Regions from separate parts of the Homo sapiens genome. Here region 2 is linked to region 1. A link is a contact called in ENCODE Hi-C or POLR2A ChIA-PET data. All regions are on one chromosome and are shown on one strand. The core of a region is the stretch at or near the end of the contact, and the rest is flanking DNA. Distances in the headings are between cores, read along the strand shown. Region 1 overlaps LOC105373454 (a long non-coding RNA gene). Region 2 has its middle 58 kb from the start of LINC00954.

Region 1 (3,586 bases), core at 797-3,296:
GGCGTGGCCTGGGTGAGTTGGTGTCAGCAGGGAATGTTGTTGCTATTGATGACTTTCATGCCAGGCCACTGCTTGGTTTGACAAACAGTTGATTTACTCATGATCTGCATGTCAGGAGTCCCATGGGGAGGGCAGGGTAAATTGACAGTACATTGTGACTTGGTTGGTGTCAGCCTATCTTCTAGGTAGGAAATATGAGAATAATCTGTGGGTTATTCTCACCAAGGAGGAATACCAAGCAGGAATAATTGGAGAGGAGACTTGGAGGAAACTTTCCTCTGATTGCCTGCTAGGAGACAGCCCAGGGCAGCAGACAGGATGGTTTGGGGAGGGCATGGCCAGGAGGACTAGCTTCTTCATACATATTATCCAGCTGCCTGTGTTTCTATCTCTACTCATCACTTATCCTTCAGTCTCTCATGCACTTTACATTGAAATGGTCACAGTGAACTGCCTTGATTTCTAATGGAGGAGTAAACAGGTGCCATATAAAACTTAGCCCTGGACCCTATGCATTTTTTTTAAGTTTATGGAAGGATGTAATTAAAATCTTTGGGTGGTCAACTTACCATCATAAATCATAACCAGGTATGAATGACAGCAGGGCACCACAAGAAGGTGTGCATATGCAGAGAGATAAAGCAGAGTATGCAGACCTAGAAAAGCACGTGCATGAAGGGCCCTGTGTACCAGGTGCAGTCAGGGGAGGCTCCACTTCACAGGCAGTAGGGAGCATCTCCTGGTGACAGCCCAGGGTGGCAACAGTGCACTGAACACATCAAATGAGCTCTGATTAATACCATTTAGACACAGCAGTGATAGAAACATGGACCCCAGAGAGTGCTCTCCAAAGAAGCTCACATTCTAATGAAGTTAGAGGTACACAAAACAAGTAAAAAGCAGAAGGAGGGAAGGAAAAGGGTCAGATAGTTCTGACTAGGAAAATGAAGGAAACTGTCATAGAAGAGGTGGCATTGAGTGGGACAATGAATGACAGGTGAGGATTCAATACAGAGAATGGGGGGAAGGCAATTCATACTTAGATACTAGCACGTCCAGAATGAGGAGACATGAAATTAAAGCAAAGAAACTGATATCAACAGGCTGTGGCTTCGGAAATATGAGTTGTACTAGCAAACTTCTCACTTACGCTACTCTATTTTCCCATGGTCCCTGAAGGTTGTATGTCTACTTAGAACTCTTCTCCTCATTTGCCCCATGGAGCAAGAAGTTGGTGTCCTTCTCTACAACCTGGAGCAGAGATGGGCCCTTAGCTGGTGCTCAGTAAGGGCTGATGTGTGGGTGGATATTCAGAGTCTGCAGAAGAAAAAGTAGAAATGACTTCAGCCAGCCTGGGACTGCTCTAAGCAAGATGTTTTCCTAGGATGGTATCCCAGTCTCAAAAGGGATGGGCCACAATGTGGTACAAAACTCTAGGGAACAGCATCACAGCTGCCCTGCGTCTGTTATAATATTAGTCCATTGACGTTGATGCAGCGAGCCTCTACTTTTCAGTTTACTTTGGGTCTTGGACATGGAAGCAGAGCTTGAAGTCACCACACTTTCACACGGACTTTTGCCAGTTGGATGGTTACTGAGTAAAGCAAGTCCAGACCTTTGCTAATATATTTACAATGCAAGCATTGAACCCCATTCTTTTGTTCTTTTTTCCTCTAATAGGTTCTTGAAGTCGCCTTTAGAACGTTTGGGCTGTGTGAGCTGTGAGCTTGGAAGGGAACTATCTCATTTCTTTTCCCTAGAGAAATTTGCCATTCTTTGAATAAATAATCAAGGAGGTCTTTGCAGACAATTCTGTCCTCTGGTTGAAAATGGACTGTGATTCAGTCTGAAAACATCCTTACAACTTTACATCATGTTTCCCTGTCCACTGATATTGCTAACGCTGACACATAACAGGTAATAAATACATGCCCATTAAGTGATTGCTCAACTGATGGGCTGATGGAGTTGTCCCAGAGTTTGTTTTCCTTTATTTTCAAAATCACTCCTTCATTCTAAGTGCCCCAGTCACCCACCTTGCTGACAGGGCCACCTCACTGCACTCTGAGGCCCCCTGCCTGCCATCCATGTCACCTCTATTGCCAGGGAGCAAATATGTGGTATTTGTTGTCCGCTCTGATTAGAGTGGTATTTACTTTGTTCCTGCCAAAGAATTATGTTTCAGTCGGCCCAGTTTTCTCAGTTTTGGCAAATCCTGGTTGATATATCTCAATTACAACCTAATGACTCATATTGCAGCATCTCTTGATTTAAAATTAGCACAACAGATTGGATTTGTTAAATCGAAGAGAGCTGGGAAAGTAAAGCCAATCCTTCATGCTCAGTGGCAGTCTCTGTAGCCTGTGGTGCCACAAGCAAATCTGAAAGGCGGAGGGACCTAGAAGAAAAGAATATAATCTATTAGGAGTTTTGATAGCTTAGCCTGAGTTGGGTGAGTAATTACACTTTGTAAGATTCTGTGGAGTGGTCATTGTGCTTATGAAAATCATATTAAATTGTGCAGTAGTAACAAACTAATCCCAGAAGTCTCAGGAATTAATATGTTTATCTGCTTACACATCATGTCCGACACAAGTCAGAGATGGATTCTAACCAGCTCAAGGACCCGGGCAGAACGAGGCTCCCTTCTCTGGTCTTTGTGGCAGCAAAGGAGAGAGATTAAATAGTTTCACAAGGGCTTTTCACTGTTTCAGCCAAGAAATGACACTTGTTATTTCTGCTCATATTTCTTTGGTCAGAACCAGTCCCATGGCCCTGCTCAGTTGTGAGAGTATAAATGCAATTCCTTGTGCACTTGAAAGGAAAAAAAAATGGTGAATACTAGCATTGTCAACAACATCTGCCCTTTTGGTCATTGAATGATTGCCTCACTTTTTTTCCCCACACATTAAACACCTATTGTTCACAATAGAAATCACAATAGCAAATGCAAAGTCTCCTCCATTCATCACAAGTAGGTCAACATCCAGGATATTGGGGGCATGAATGGTAGCCCATGCATTAGGTTTGGGAATTTTTTCCTCTCATTCCAAAGATTCATATCCTAAAAAGGAAACATGCAAGAATGAAACAGGGGCATATACTATAATGAAATAAGATCATCATAAGAAATACACCATGCAGGTGAAGGGAAAATGAGACCACTCATCAGTAACTGAAAGGACAATTCTGAGATCTGGGAGATACTCTGGGTTCCCCTAACCCGAGGAAGGAGACTGTTCCTTTATTAGGCCCTGATTTTGCTCTCTGGAAGCAGCTTCCTAATTTATTCTTTTAGGCCCATGGATCTGCCCTCTGGCTAGTTCTTTGTTTTCCCGTTATTATCCTTCTCAGCTACTTCTGATATAAGCATGGGGTGGCATACCCTCTTTGGGAGCTGAGGGTCTTTCTCAGACTTTTCTTCCCATTATTCTTTCATTTCAATCAGCCAATTATTTCCTGAGCTCATCTCTTTATTAAAATACTTTGCTAAATGCCACAACTATCAGCACACTATTAACATCCTCATTTCTCACCCCATCTCCTAGAGTCATAACTTCATTAAATTTCTGATCTCCCTCCCACA
Region 2 (3,586 bases), core at 495-2,994, 1.4 Mb after region 1:
ATTATTATTACTATGAAGTCTTCCTTGGTGCAGCAAAAATCCTGGGCTTCTGAACATCCCCATGTAGAGAGAATCCAAAGTTCCCACCTTAAGCCTAAGGGGCAAAAAACACTCTCCATTCTGACTCTCCAGGTGAGATGAGCTGAACAAACAAAAAGCTCTCAACTCCCAAAGATTCCGGTTGCAGATCCACACCAGGCCCGGTATCCTGCCTCACTCCTGCCCCAGCCAGAACGCACCCCCGCCCCCACCCATGGCCCCCAAGTCCTCCAGCCTCAGGGATGGTGGACATTTACCCTCCCTCTGAAGACTAAGGGCCCCCAAAACCAGCTCTCAGTCAAGCCTCAGACTTTCCTGCTCCTGGGCCACTGCTGGGCTCAGAGGCACTGCAATGCTGAGGGCAGCCACCGCAGGCTTTCCTCTAACAGGCCATGCACAGAGTAGACGAAGTCAGCGTCAGATAGATGGAGGTCTTACTTGTAATCCTGAGCCTCAGTTCTTCTGTCAACTGGGCACAAAATTAGTACCCACCCCCAGGGCCATCGTGAAGATGAAAACATATTAATGCTTTAAACCATGGGATGGTGATTAATAAAGATTACCTATGAGTGTGAGAATGCTTAAAGCTGAAGACTCAATAGACCAGAAGATCAAGGCTTGTCTGCCCCAGATGACACTACTTCCCATCCATTTATCCACCCCCGCCTTGAAGCCACCCCTAAGTCCAGCGCTCACTTTCAGATCCCCAGAGACACAGCTCCACTAAGAATGAATTCATTCATTCAGGGCCTAGAGCAAGAGGACAGGTGAAAGTCTGTGACCCACCTGTCCTTTTCCTATCTCCCATTCTGGTGGAGTCCCACACCATGAAGGGCCTCGTATGTAAGTCTATAGACCCCTCCTTAAGCCCATACATTCAAGCCCAGTTCACATGCTGCCACCCCTCAGACTTAGAAATGCCCTCATGGGTGGCTCAGGAAAGACCCCAATGAGACTCCACGCAGGCCTCAGAGACATTGGAGCAGAGGAGTCCAGGGTCCCTGGTACCAGGAGTACAGTGGAGAAACCTAGGGTCAGACTCCAGTTGGGAATGTGGTTTTGGTCCCTTGTCCCCTGGGAAAGGGCAAGGCTGGAGGAAGCCCAGAGCAGGGACACAAAAGCACCGTGACCGTGGCAGTTGCTTTCCCTCGTTTACTCAATACATTCTCTGGGAACCCTGTGTGACCTGGAAATACCAAGGTGAATAAGGCCCAAGACTTGCCTACAAGGAGTTCTCAGTCTGGGGATGTGATGAGGTCCTCATAATTGCAGTAAAGTGAGCCCCATGGGAGAGATGTTAACCACAGCAACCAAGCTCAGAGGTGGGGCAGCCCCAGACAGCAACAAACCTCTGAGCAGGAGGAAGGGGAGTCCTGCGGGCAGAGAGTGGTGGCAAGAGTACTCTGAGAGAGGACAGCGCAGGCCAAGGTGTGCAGGAGTGTGGGCCTGGTCTCCAGCACCATTTGGGAAGGCAGAGCCCAGGAGGAGGAAGAGTTGAGGATGAGGCTCAAAAAGCAGAAAGGAAGTGAACCAAGCAGGGCTCCTGTGCTAGGGAGCACTAAGGAGTCTCTGGACTCTCAAATTCCAGCCCGGCCCTCCACACACACAGTCTACTCCACCTGCTTAGCAGAGAACCTTCCCTGTCTTGCTCATGGGCTCCATCCTGCCTCCCAGCTCAGTGCCAATACAGCACCAAGAATGTCCATGGCCACCTCACCACCACATCTGCAAGGGTGACATCACAAGCCATCTGCAGCTCTGGACAACACAGCCCCTGTTGGCCTGGTGATGAAGCTGTGATTAGATGCAGGGGCCAGGCCTAGGGCTGATGGCTGGAGCCCAGCTGGCCCCAGCTGGAGAGTCAGCTGCCCTTCCCAGCCAGCGCCTTCCCCTCCTGAAGCACATCCCATGCTACCCAGGAATTAACTAGGGAGGGACACTGTGAAAAACCAATGCCTCTGAAACTTGGGGAATATCACAACTACAGATTTAGAAATCCCCAGAATATGGAAGGCAGAGACTTATATGACCTTGACTGACCTATCTTCCCGTAGACAATGATGCCCTCAACTGCGCAATGGACTTCAGGACTAGGGTATGGAAGGTGGGTGACATGCCTGCCACCATCTTCCTTCAATCAATAAGCCCTAGGCCGGCTTCATCCCTTTCCAAACACCACCTTCCCACCTGCAACTGCCCCCATGGCCTCTGGCCTGGCCACACGCAGCTCCTCAATACACTCACTGCTGCACTCAGATGGGTCTTCTCACTACTCGGCGCGTCCCTTCTCACTCAGTCCCCCAGCAGAGCAACACCCTAGGTACCAAGCCAAACCTCAAAGGGTCAAAGGCAAGGAGGCAGGAACCTGGTGCGCTCAGGGAAGAGTGTGACAGGACCCAGTGTGGGAGAAGCAGGGGGGCAAAGTGGACATAGTAGCCTGGGGTCAGGTCACCAAGAGCACCCCACACCAGGTGGAGAATCACTGTTGCCTTAGCACTCCACCCCAACTCTTGCCAAGCATGTTACATTTCAAGATCTACTCATAGAGGGTAGAGGCCACCCTAGGACATCCTCTGGACTCCTGGAGAGGTTACAGGAGCTTTCTGGGGCTATAAGGCAAAAATGCCCTCAGCTTTCAGAATCTAAGTCAAAGTCACCTGCTCTCTAGAGATTTTTCTGACTTCCCAGCTCTTTCCTTGCCCCACTGTACCTGCGAGAAGGTTCTCATAGCATTGTGCTTAATGGCTGGTAGTTCTATCTTCCTCCACACCTTAGGTCTTTCGAGTGGAAAGACTATGTCTTATTTATCTTTGTATTTCCAGAGCCCAGTAAAGTGACTAGCATGGAATGTTTGTTCAAAGGATGGATGGATGGATGGATGGATGGATAGATGGATGGATGAATGGATGGATGATAGACTCTGCATTTCACAGCAGTCATAGATTCAATGAACATTATCTTCAAATTACTACTTGCCAAAAAGCTAAGGTGGATAAAAGCAATGGACCCAATTTTCATGGTTTTCCCAGGTACCCTTCCTTCTGTCTGCTCATCCCACTGGTGCTCAAAACCCTTGGCAGATTCCTGAGCTGGGGCATCAGGCCCAGCCTCCCAAAGACAGCATGGGAGAGGAAGAGCCACGACTGGATCCTGGCACCAGAACAACCCTTCGGTAATTACATGTTTCCAGACAGACATAAATAGACAGATTAGCCTTTCTGCATTTTTCTCATAAAAATAACAACAGTTCCTAAGCACACTGGCACGAGCATGGACATTAAGCATTGCAACCTGCTGTTCTTGGCAGGCAAGGGCTGGCCTTCCTTGCTGTTTCCCCCTACACTGCCTCCCCCTCCAGGCTCTTGGAGGGCTCCTCATGCCTGGCTCTGTCCACCCCTATCGCCCCAGAGCGGGTTGGCAGCCAAGCCCTGAGACTGGCTAAGGGCTTTTATGAGCATCATGTCCATGCTTTGCTATTCTCTTGGCTGGATCTTTATCTGCTTTTAGTCATTATGTAACTAAAAATCCTGTACACACGGTGAAACGA

Evidence for each region. A loop is a pair of places that touch in the nucleus more often than their neighbours do. ChIA-PET counts read pairs that join two places held with the same protein, here RNA polymerase II (POLR2A). Pooled maps may share reads with other maps.
Region 2: a pooled map shows a loop between it and region 1 (2.2-fold over the local background). The contact joins two enhancer-like sites. A Hi-C loop is called at or near these places in 1 of 168 maps with a recorded cell type or tissue (ascending aorta) and 2 of 50 pooled maps. POLR2A ChIA-PET finds 5 or more read pairs at or near these places in 2 of 52 experiments (OCI-LY7 and naive thymus-derived CD4-positive, alpha-beta T cell).

Annotation. Positions count from the first base shown.
Region 1 is chr2:18,453,430-18,457,015 of GRCh38, forward strand. The region is part of intron 4 of LOC105373454 (a long non-coding RNA gene); the gene reads left to right. Among named protein-coding and RNA genes, the nearest start is that of RDH14, 110 kb to the right of the region's middle. RefSeq lists an enhancer at 2,677-3,253. Within about 2 kb of position 2,047, at least 4 of the 41 ENCODE cell types and tissues checked have a DNase peak (open chromatin) inside an H3K27ac peak, as active enhancers do; they include ascending aorta, where a contact is called at or near this core.
Region 2 is chr2:19,809,012-19,812,597 of GRCh38, forward strand. No RefSeq gene overlaps it. Among named protein-coding and RNA genes, the nearest start is that of LINC00954, 58 kb to the right of the region's middle. Within about 2 kb of position 1,745, at least 3 of the 41 ENCODE cell types and tissues checked have a DNase peak (open chromatin) inside an H3K27ac peak, as active enhancers do; they include ascending aorta, where a contact is called at or near this core.